Regions from separate parts of the Homo sapiens genome. Here region 1 is linked to region 2. A link is a contact called in ENCODE Hi-C or POLR2A ChIA-PET data. All regions are on one chromosome and are shown on one strand. Each heading gives the region's core, a stretch centred on a gene start or an enhancer-like site at or near the end of the contact. The rest is flanking DNA. Distances are from core to core; before and after follow the strand shown. Region 1 overlaps PHF21A (PHD finger protein 21A). Region 2 holds the start of MAPK8IP1 (mitogen-activated protein kinase 8 interacting protein 1).

Region 1 (5,678 bases), core at 3,048-5,547, 79 kb after region 2:
AAAGTTTGGTCTCTGAGATTATAAACCATGATGCAGACTCGAAATTGTCTTGCAGATGTTATTTTCTGCATATATGGTGTTTAAACAGTTACCAGTATTTTAACAACTTGGCAACTTTTAAAAACATCTGGATTTCAGGCTTTTCTTGAAGAAGTCTCCATGTGATAAAAGTTTGTTATTGCCAAGAAGCAGCTGCTTCCTTGAGATGAAGCATATTACTGTGCAGTTTGCCACAGTTTCTTCCATTTTCTATTGTCAATTATTATCATGCTTGTCTTACTTATTATTTTAAAGGGGAATTAAGAATAAAAGCGGGATATCTGTTATACTCATGTTCCCACTGAAAGTGGAAAAATAAATAAAAAGTCCAGTTGTTTACTCCTAGCCTGTTTCACTCACTTACATCTCCTCTTCGAACCCACGGTTGCTGGAATTTGCAACTCCTGTTCTTTTTGGTATAATAAAAGAATCCAAAAACTCTGCACAAACCTAGAATGAAGTTAATCAAGTATACTTTATATACTTGTCTGCATGAAAAATCAAAGGTAGGCAGGTGCAAATAAATGTCCAAATAATTTCGTTAGTCAAGGTTAAATAGATTGGGATTGAAGGCAAAGCAAAATCCATGGTTTGGTCACTTGGAACTATTTTCTCTACTATTGCACCAGTATTAAAATGGGGTAAGGGGAGGCATCAGCTCTGGTTGACTAACAGGGAAAACAGAAATTTGAAGATAATGCATTGGATAATATTATTATCTTGTAAGTACTTCTCTTTAGAAGATACTGTGCAGATTCCTATGAAAAATATTTATGGTAACGTGGCAATTTTTTTCCCCACAGAACCTTGGGATTTTTTTCAGTAGCTCTGAATTGACGACATGTTACATAGAAGTCTTTGTTGCAGGGTGGCAGTGGGGTGGAGAAGAAACATAATTCCTGAGAACTCCATCAAGCATAATCTAATAAACATTAAATACCTGACTTCATTTCATCACCAACAGGTGTTAGCCCCATTTTAGAGCGCTGGAGAGGACAAGGACAGGGGAGGTGATGTGAAGGCTATATCGTAAGTCTTCTGGCTTCATCTACTTTTCTGTCTAAAACGAGTCTTCAGCTTCAAAGATTTTTAAACCCTATCACTTGTTTTCTCAGAGCCACAGTGTAACGTGGTTTCTAATAAGGGATAAGATCTCTTATCTGGGGTAGATAAGGAAGTTGGTTATGTCTGACAGGGGAAGGACACGTGAGACCACTGCTGTTATAACTGGCATTGCCTTCTCCCATTCCTATGCCAATGTGGGAGGCCATGCTTCCTTCCCTGGAGACACAGCCTCAGTGCCTGCTCCAAACACACTAGAAACTGAGTTCCGTGAGGGTACGGGCTTTAGTTTATCCACCTTATATATAGACATCACATGCAGCATAGCAACTGGTACTTAACACATTTTTATTAAATGAATGATGTTATCATCTAAAGGGAATAGCAGAAAGCAAAAGGGAACCTATTTAGCCTGGTCATAGAGAGAACGTTGGATACGGGTTTGGTAACTGTGAACAGGTGTGAACAGGTTCTTCCATGGCTACATACATTACATTGTTTTACCTTTAGCTCTATGATCTATGAGATCTCTTACTGGCTATAAATGTGATACTGGAAATGAAATATAAATAGAAAACAAGGATAGTTGAAAGATACGAAGTAAGAGAATCCTGAGAATGCAATCTAGTCTAAAGAGAGTCTCTGCTGATCGGGCTCGGTAACCTCTAAGACTATTATGCCAGGCTGCCCAGCAAACTAAAATAACAATGACTGAATTCCTTTATTAGACCAAAAAGAAGAGAGAACATTGGCCAGGCGTGGTGGCTCATGCCTGTAATCCCAGCACTTTGGGAGGCCAAGGCAGGTGGGTCGCCTGAGGTCAGGAGTCTGAGACCAGCCTGGCCAACATGGTGAAACCCCATCTCTACTAAAAATACAAAAAATTAGCCGGGCATGGTGGCAGGCGCATGTAGTCCCAGCTACTTGGGAGGTTGAGGCAGGAGAATGGCATGAACCCGGGAGGCGGAGCTTGCAGTGAGCCGGGATCGTGCCACTGCACTCCAGCCTGGGCGACAGAGCGAGACTCTGTCTCAAAAAAGAGAAGAGAGAACATGAAATTTACTGCTACAAAAGAAATTATTTTAATTCTTAAGATTTCAAGGATATCTTTTTATAATATTATAATTAAAATAAAAAGCTCTATCAACGTGAAGGCCACGACAGGAAAAGATGCTTAAGATCTATTAAAGTAGGGAAAAAACCAAATTACAAAATACATAAGTTTGATTTTGGTTTTTGCTTTAAAAATGTTTTACACGTACATAGAAAATATCTGGGGGCCGGGTGCGGTGGCTCACACCTGTAATCCCACCACTTTGGGAGGCCAAGGCAGGTGGGTCGCCTGAGGTCAGGAGTCTGAGACCAGCCTGGCCAACATGGTGAAACTCCGTCTCTACTAAAAATACAAAAATTAGCCGGGTGAGATGGCGGGCACCTGTAATCTCAGCTACTTGGGAGGCTGAGGCAGGAGAATTGTTTGAATCCGGGAGGTGGAGGTTGCAGTGAGCTGAGATCCCACCATTGCACTCCAGCTTGGGTGACAAGAGTAAAACTCTGTGTCAAAAAAAAAAAAAAAAAAGAAAAGAAAAAAAAATCTGTAAGAATATAATCTAAACTGTTAATAGTAATTAACTCCTGGGGGTAAAATTATGATAAAAGTTTACTCTCTCTTTAGATTACGGGGAAAAGCACCTTCTACAATTTATATTTTTGTAATGTTTGAATCTGTTTTAAAAATGAACTTGTACTATCTTTGTAATCAGAAAAGAAATGTAAAAATAAAATGAAACCAAAACAATTTGTCTCCTAAAAATATCTTTATCAAAAAAAGAGGTAAAGAGAAATAATATTTAATAACCTAAAATAGTGTTGTGAAACGAGGTTCTGTGGAACACTGAGGCTCCTCAGAGGTTCTTTGAGAGCCAGTGCAAAACAACAGGTCCCCACCCAAACTCCTAAGCTTGAGCATCTGACTCTCAGTAGTTTAATACCAAAGTTCTGCTGTCAATAAGTTTGAAATTTTCTGTGTTAAAATATGTGTAAATAATTTATTTCTGGGCTGGGCGTGGTGGCTCATGCCTGTAATCCCACCACTTTGGGAGGCTGAGGCAGGCAGGTCACTTGAGGTTGGGAGTTTGAGATCAGCTGACCAACATGGAGAAACCCCGTCTCTACTAAAAATACAAAATTAGCCAGGCATGGTGGCTGACGCCTGTAATCCCAGCTACTCAGGAGGCTGAGGCAAGGAGAATCACTTGAACCTGGGAGGCGGAGGTTGCAGTGAGCTGAGATCGTGCCATTGCACTCCAGCCTGGGCAACAAGAGTGAAACTCCATCTCAAAATAATAATAATAATAATAATAATAATAATAATAATTTATTTCTGAATGTTTCTCAAAGCACTTCCTGGGGTTTGAATAGGTTCCCCAGGAATTGAGATGTGTTCTTGTGTTTCCTAAGCACAGATTTTGATAACTAGCTTCTTGAATGCAAGGTCTGCCGCATTTGTGAGCTGCCTGGGTTTAAGGTCTAGTACCCTATGCATAGGTTCCTCTGCTCAAGAAGACTAAGGCAGCAGGCAGCATCTGAACAGCCTCTCTGAATCATGGTCCATCCAGAAGCAGAAGATTCAGGATCACCACAGACTATTTTCAGATAAATGAGAAGTCAAGACTGAACAATTAGAAATAGGTCGATGACTTTTTAAAGCAACTTTCTTGAGAGAGAATGCTTTTCTTTGCCAAATTCTTCTTTCTCATCACTAGTCGTTTTTCAAATAGGATACGGTGACTGCCTATAAATCCTTCTTGTTTTCAGAGGTCTTTCTGCTACAGAACCTTCAAGTATTTTTGCAGGTTACTTGTATGTCTCTAGCCTCGTTTTTTAAGATAAAATCTGACTTCAGGAAATATAAATGAAATGTTTCAATATTTGAGCTAAAATATCTGCATCCTCTAAAGTTAAAGAATGCTTTTTGGAAATTTTAATTTTTTTTGTTTGGCTCCCCATTATCTGTAACAATCAAAGAAAAGTCTTTGAAATGAAATCCCTTTCCCTGTTTTGTTTATTCTTCCTGACTTTCACAGTCCTACCTTCATCTGGATTCTTATTGGGCCGAAACTAACATGGCGTTTTCTGTTTACTACCTCATCTGTGCTTACTGACGGAGGGCAGCAGAGCCTGTCTGTGAATTTCCACATCAGAACCACCAGGGGGAGCTCACTCACACAGGAATCCCAGCCCATCTACGAGGGGATGGTGGGAAAAGCAAACCAACTTTCTTCAGTAAGAATGACCCTTCTGCACGTGGATGAATTATCGCACATAAGCGACAGCTTACTGACAATGGTGGTGAGATGAAGAGCCCTTGAGAAAATGTATTTAGAGAAAGCCCAGCAGCCATATGCCTCAACGACAAGGCTACTGCCCAGAGCAGGTACATACTCTGCCTGTACCTGTTTTTCAAGACTTGGCTTGCTAAGCTGTACAGTTTGAGGTCCAGCGAGTCTGGTCCCTGGAGTAGCTATCACAATGCTGGTGAGCTGGGCCATGGGGAACGTTTTGGCTATGGTTGCAGTCTGCCCATTGACGACACGGACGGGGTGGATGGAATTCTGGGATGTGGGAAGGGTTGTGGGGGTGAACTTGGTCAGCATGACGGGCCTCTGGATAAGCTGAGGAGCTGCGAGCATGGGAGGTGGTGCTGGGGCAATAGGAATGTTATTCTGGGCCACAGGCTTGGGTCGAACCTATAGGGGAAAGAGAGAATAATTATTGTATTACTTAAGCTGCTCAAGTCCTATAAAAGCAAATCTTCCACACTCTATGTATGAAATGGTGTTTAATACACTTATTAATGTTCATTTTGGTACATTAATTCTATAGACCTCAGGGCATATAATCTTATACAAGACTCATCAGCTCTTGAGGTCCAAACCTCACCCTAGAACATAGCTTTTGATTCTAAACCCTGAGCTCCCTCTTCTATACCATGCCACCTCTTCTAGCTGAGGTCAAAGGCCTAATCCAGAGACTGGTCCCACCCAGAACTTGTGCACAGTATAGTCATAATGTTGCCAATAGCCTTAACTCGCATTTGAAATTTCTTCATATCCACAGCTTCAGTGCACCCCCATTTCTGGCCCTCTAACTCCCTGTTCTTGGCCACTCCTCCTCTCAGTCTCCTTTGTGGGCTTACTCTTCCTCTGCCTCATCCTAAATGTGAGTATTTCTTAGGATTTTTTTCCCTGGCACCCCTTTTCTTCCCAATGTTCTCATTATTCCTAGGAGCTTTTGCCCATCTCATGGCTTCAATTACCATCTATGTACTGAAGACTCACACTTTTACCTCAGAACCTGAGACACTTCCTGAACTTCAGAATTATACAATACTTGAATATCTCAAAAGTTCAAAATCAACATGTCTAAGACTCATCAATTTCTTCTTCCAATCTTCTCTTCCTCCGATAATTGCCTCAGTAAGTACCCTTTTCTTGACAAATTTTGGAATCACTCTTGATGATTCCTACCCCACCCTCTACTCTCTAAATACTTCTAATATCTGTCTACTTCTATCC
Region 2 (5,943 bases), core at 3,172-5,671:
TCTGAACAGAACGTAGTGGTAGGACCCTAGCTGGGATTCTGGCATCTGCCTCCCTAGACCTCCTTCCCTCCCTCCTCACGTCAGGCTGTGGAGCAGGAGCACAGCAGTTCTGGCTGTTGTCCAAAGCATGGGATTCTGGAGGCAGCCAGAGCCCTGCTGAGTTCCTGCTTTCTGACCTGGAGGCTGAGCAGGCCGGAGTGGATGGATGCTGTCCAGACGTAGCCACCTGGCCTCTGTTTCTTATTTTAAAATTCTCTGCTACTGGGCTCAGTCCCAGGCCCTTCCTTGGGCTTCTGGGACTGAGCATGAGGCCATAGACAGATCTAAAAAGTTTCCACCACCCTACAGAAGTACACACAGATACCTGACTGGTGTGGGGTATGCCTGGTACTGTAATAGGAGCCTAAGACAGCACACCTACCTTTTCAGGATTTAGAACCTAAAATTAGAAAGAGAATCCCAGCTGTCATTGTTCCTTCCCCAGAAGCTAAGAGCCAGCCTCAGAGCCTACCCAGGAGCTGTGAAGGGGCAAGGGTCAAACTGACTCACTCTACCAGGAGGAGACCAGGTTGCAGTGGCGTAAGGCCCCCTGGTTTCTCTGGCCACACTCCAAGGCACCACAGTGCTGCCAGTGAGGACAGCTGACACCCAGCCAGGGAAACCATTCTAGTCTTTATTCTGTTGGCTTCCAGGGCCTGTCCTGGACTTGTCAGCATCCAGACTGCCATGTCAGCTATCCCAGTAGCTGAGCTCCAAGGACTCAGGCAGAGGGACTCAGGGATGGGGACTGCCAGGGGCAGTTGGCAAAAGTCCAAGTAGAGATTACACCCAGAACACCATTCCTTCCAGGAGCAGTAGGTGGGAGGTTTGACCCAGAGAAGCCAATCCTTGCATTCCAGGAGTGGCCTGTGCCTCCCACCTCTTCCTTCCCACTGCCAAAGGCCTGTGTTGAGAAAGATGTCATGCAAAAGGACGACGGTGGCCAACTAAAGCAAGTCTTCCTTCCACCCTGTGGCCTGCACTTGAGCCACAAAGTGTGTGTGTGTGTGTGCGTGTGTGGTACGTGTGTGTGTGTGTGGCTATGAGGCTGATTCCTGTTTGGATTTTTGTCCTCACGTGTATCATTAAGCTGGCCTTTGGGCCTTTTCCTTTCTACCTCCCCTGTGACCTTTCCTAGCCTCAGATCTGTTAATTCTTTTGGCCCCAGCCCTGTCCCTCACTGTCCTCTGTCCTTGGACCAGAACCCTGGGGTCAGACCCATCTCCTGTAGCTGTCCATCACACTGACAGGCTTCTTCCTGAGATATCCTCAGGTTTTCTCAGCCAGAGAGCTGCCTTTAGAGTCCAACTGTTGTACGTATGTCACCTTCACTAGAAATGTCCCATCATCGTGGGAGGGGAGCAGGGCACAGGGGATGGTGTGCATTCAGAGCATTGGGTTGGGGGCTTCCCTGTTCCCTCAGCCCCAGTCGAGAGGAAAGAGAATCGGGCCACTGCCAGAAAGAGAGTCAAGCAAACCTGGAAGGGCAAATCTGAGAGTGGGAAGGCCAAAGGCCGAGGCCCAGATTTAGTATTCACTAGCAGCGCCTTCGGGTAGCAGGATGATTCCTTTTCCTGCCTGTCTGCTGCTGGCTCTCTTCCCTAAGGTACAGGTTGGCAGGACCACCTCCGCCTACTTCTCCACCATCCCTAGCATGTCAGCCCGTTCCCAGATCAACCTGCCAGTGGAGTCAGGCAGTGCACTCCTGGAGCCAAGAGGGAAGGGCAGGGTAGAGAGGGTATGTCCAGTAGCCTGGAGCTCCATGGTGGCTTCATGCCTCCCTTCTCCCAGCTCAGGTGGCCCTGAGGGCTCCCTCGGAACAGTGCCTCAAATCCTGACCCAAGGGCCAGCATGGGGAAGAGATGGTTGCAGGCAAAATGCACTTTATAGAGATTTTCTATTGCTGGGAAGGTGTGTTTCTCCCACAATTTGTTTGTGAATATTCACTTGTTTTATAAATGTCTGACCTGTCTTGAGTAAGTTTGTGCTGTCGTCAATCTTGTGGGAGGCCTGGGAACCAGGGTTTTGGTAAGCCTGAGCCTGAATGAAGCTGTCGGCCACCCCATCTTGGTTCTGTGGGAGTCAGGAGCCTCCTATTCCTCCTTAGGAAGGGGGAGCAGCCAGAGCAGACTGGAGCAGCTTGGTCAAGAGTTGGTCCAGAGCTTGGTCAAGAGTTGGGGGTCAATTGGCCAAAATAGTACAGAGCACTCTGGCCCAGAGTGAGGGTCCTAAGTGCCATCCTGCAGTGCCACCCAGCCTTGCAGCCCACTTAAACCCCCTCCCAGGCTGGGGGTCAGTCAGTGCAGGGCCTGCTCCACGCCCTCAATCCATCCTTTAATTCAATGCAGCCACTTAAGCTGCAGCCTGTGGTGAGGAGGGGATGCAGGCTCTCTGGCTGTGACTAGGTGGTTGAGATCTGCCCACAGCCAAGCCTAGGGCGCCTGGATGCTGGCTTTGTCTCCTGGCCAGAGAATGGCCCCTCTCTGTGCAGTGTGCCCTGCTTCCATGCTAGGGGATGCTAGCCTTGGACTGAAAGCTTTATTAGCTCACACCCCAACTTTCTGGGAAGGGGCCCAGGCAAGGCCCAAGAATATCACAGTCTGGCCTGCACAGAGTGAAGAAGGAGAAAAGGGGAGGAACCTGCCTTGGGAACTTGTCTCATTCTTGGCTCTGCTCTGAAGCTCCTGCTGGCCTCCCTCATACCAAGACCTGGGCCTGCCTTTCCTTCTTGCCCTTCTGGCTTCTCTCTAATAATGGCTTTGGGTTGGTCTTTGGAGCTAAGATAACTTTGCTCTTGAGCAAAAGGTTCTGGAAGAGGGAGTTGTCCTTTACATCCACCCCTGACCTGCTAAGGATGTTCCCTAGCTGAGGCAGGTCTACATTCTAAGGAACGATTAGTAGCCATGATGGCAAGACTGCTTTCCTGAGAGGAAAAGCCAGGCACCATGGCAGCAGATGATTACCGTGAGGGCCCAGTGAAAGGGGCCTGATCACGAAAGCTGAGAAAGTAGTGGCCACCCCTCTGGGCCCCAGGGACAGGGAAAAGAGAAGCAGCCATGACCTTTGGCTCTAGGTATTGGGATATTCTCAGGGCTGGTGGTCGGAGGTTGCCTTCTGCACGGAAGGTGCCTCCAGCTCCTTGCTAGGTGCCGCACTGAAGGAAAGGGGCCAGCATGACTGGTCGGCAGTCCAGATTTGCAAATAGGACTCCACGAGTTGTGGCACAGTTTGCTCTGCACGTTTTCTGCCCTGTGGACAGGGTCTCTAGGGTTCTCTCGAGAGACCAGAGAAGCCAATGAGGTTTGACCAGAGGCTCTACGACCCAGCAAAGCTAAGGCCCTAGCCTTGGCAGTCCGTACTCTGAAATAACTCAATCGGGAAACTCAGGGACTTGAAGGCCTGGAAGCCCAGGAATAACACCCTCTCGAGGGAGAGACAATGAGGAAGAAGCCATGGCCAAAGCCTAGCAGGGATGGAGGTGCCAGAGGGAACAGAAACAACCAAAATGATCCCAAGAAGTCAACAGTGGGAGGAGAGGGAAAGGCGCCAAGTCTTAGAATGTGTGTCTGTGGGTGCAGAAGAGGGGTGCTCTGCAGGAAATGCAGTTGAGGCGCTAAGAAGGAGAATGCTGGGAAGGTCCTGGCGAGAGACCGAGAAGCCTGGAGGGCTCAATTCACCACGAGTAGCTGTTTGGGGCTGAAGAGAGATTTGGGTCAATCTTTAGAGAAGACAGCCTCTAGGGAGAGTCTTTGGGAGGGTCCCCTCAAGGTAAAGGGACAGGACTGGGGTGAGGGCTGGATCCCAGCGCAGGAGGTGGAGTGTTTCTGGGTCTCAGGCAACACATTTGTGTTACGTTACATTCTCACAACAACCATGAGAGGGACTGCTATTGTCCCATTTCACAGATAAGAAGACCAAACCTTAGTGCTCTGAAGTCACTAATGCAAGGCCCCACTGCCCAGTCACTTGTGGAGCCAGTGAATTCACACCACCTGACTCCAAACCTGTACACTTTAAGAGCCCACTGACATCCTCTCCTTTCTCTGCCTTCCTCCACGACCCTCCTTTTCCGCCTGCCTTCTTGGTCTCTGCTGCGGGGGGCCAACCTGGACCTTGGGGTCCAGTGTCCTGCCATTAGTCATCTGATACCCGGGCACTAAGCCCAACCGGAGGGACAAAGCCCACACCGGCCACGGGGTGGAGGAGAGTCGATGTCGGATTTAGGGCGGGGCTGAACCAAGCCCAGGGCCGCGGGGGCCGTGGCTTCAGCACCGCGGAGAGCGCCATCTCCGGGGGCGGGGCTGGCGGGGTGGGGGCGGGGCCTGGGCGGGGCGCGCGAGACCCCGGCCGGGTCCCGGGGGCGCGCGCGGGGCGCTCTCGCCAGTCCCGCGGGCCGTGCGCGGTGCTGTGCCGCGCCCTGCCAGACACAGGTGCGCCCGCCTAGCCCGAACTCCGCGGCGGCGGCTGCCCTCTCGCCGCGCCTCCGCCTCCTTCGCAGCCGCCGCCTCCTCCGCGCCGCGCTCCGCCCGGATGGCCAGGGCTGTGCCCGAGAATGGCGGAGCGAGAAAGCGGCGGCCTGGGAGGGGGGGCCGCGTCCCCGCCCGCCGCCTCCCCGTTCCTGGGGCTGCACATCGCTTCGCCTCCCAATTTCAGGTGAGAGTCCCCGGCCGCCGCGCGCCTCGCCCTTCAGCGGGGACTGATCCGCATTGGCTGCCCTGCCCGCCCCCCACCCCAGAACCTCGGGAACCCGGGAACGAAAGGGCTGCGTGGGAGTGGGGTCTCTTCCCGGGACAGAGCCCCCCTCAGAAGCCCCGCCAGCCTCAAGTCCGGACTGGTAGCCGTTGCATGTTCACGAGGCTGTTCCCTCCGCCATTCCTGGTCCTAGGCTGGGAGGTCTGCGCTGGAATTGGAGGAGGGGGCTCGGAGGCCTCCTTCTCCCCAACCTCCGGGCTGCGGCAGGGTCTGGGGTCGGGGTTGCGATCCCGGAGCGGGCAGGCAGGCTGCATCTTAGCCTGTGAATAGAGCTGGGAACAGCCTGGAGGGGCGCGGGTCGCAGTTTCCTGGGGCAACGACATTGTTGGTGCTGGGAGGAGGATGTTTGAGCCCCTCCCCGAGCCCTGCCTGGCCAGATGGGCCTACCTGCCAGGCCTGGCGTGGCCGGGCCCCTCTCTGGATTGGGCAGCACCGACCTAGGCAGGTGTGTCTCTCAGGGCAGGCGCTGAAGGCTCAGCCTCAACCAGGGGAATCCTAGGCCCGGCTGCGGGAAGGGAAGTCGGCTCGGCTCTGGAGTAGCCAGGGCCAGCGAGGGTGTCGAGGGGATCCCTGCTGGGGTAAATACCCAGAACCCTGACCTGAGCTCCTATTCCACCACCCCCACCCCCCAATCTGGTGTTAGGCCCGATGCATTTCAGAGAAGTGAGGGGTGAGTGTTGTGTGGAGGAGGAATAGATGTACCTCCCCCATAATTCTGAACCCTAGTTGGTGGGGAGGAAGAGGCCGAAGTCACTGCTCCCGGCCTAGAGAGGGAGGCTTAGACATACCCCATTGTTTCCCCATCTCGAGAACTGGCGCCTTCCCCTCTCCTGGGGCACCACCCCAGCCAGGCTCCAGCTGGGCTGTGGTGCCAGCCCCTCCTGGGAGCAAGGGGTCACTGGCTCCCAGGTCCTCAGGTGGGCAGAGACCCCTGGGGATCTCTAATAGCATCATCAAACTCAGAAACCTTCCCTGAGGCCCTGAGCTGAGCTGGAAGGACCAGAGGGGGCCAGATGGAGGAGGCCAGGCCTGAAGGCTCCAGGGCTGCAGCTCTCTGATAATGCCTTAGACTGAGGTCTGAGACTCCACCTGGCATGGTGCATGAGGCCTCCATGCAAATACTGCCTCCCCACCTGGAGGCCTCTGCAGTGG

The links. Hi-C counts contacts between places; a loop is a spot of excess contacts on that map. ChIA-PET counts read pairs that join two places held with the same protein, here RNA polymerase II (POLR2A). Pooled maps may share reads with other maps.
Region 1: a pooled map shows a loop between it and region 2 (2.3-fold over the local background). The contact joins the enhancer-like site here to the promoter of MAPK8IP1 in region 2. A Hi-C loop is called at or near these places in 3 of 168 maps with a recorded cell type or tissue (A673, dorsolateral prefrontal cortex and mammary epithelial cell), 1 of 37 single-sample maps with no recorded cell type and 12 of 50 pooled maps. POLR2A ChIA-PET finds 5 or more read pairs at or near these places in 1 of 52 experiments (BJ).

The regions. Positions count from the first base shown.
Region 1 is chr11:45,960,759-45,966,436 of GRCh38, forward strand. PHF21A (PHD finger protein 21A) reads right to left here. Exons shown (of 19, transcript NM_001352027.3): 10 at 4,557-4,850. Among named protein-coding and RNA genes, the nearest start is that of LARGE2, 41 kb to the left of the region's middle. RefSeq lists a silencer at 4,562-4,759. Within about 2 kb of position 4,298, at least 5 of the 41 ENCODE cell types and tissues checked have a DNase peak (open chromatin) inside an H3K27ac peak, as active enhancers do.
Region 2 is chr11:45,881,230-45,887,172 of GRCh38, forward strand. MAPK8IP1 (mitogen-activated protein kinase 8 interacting protein 1) reads left to right here and starts at 4,422. Exons shown (of 12, transcript NM_005456.4): 1 at 4,422-4,692. The coding sequence starts at 4,592. It overlaps CRY2 (cryptochrome circadian regulator 2), which reads left to right. Exons shown (of 12, transcript NM_021117.5): 12 at 1-2,015. RefSeq lists a silencer at 4,284-4,683.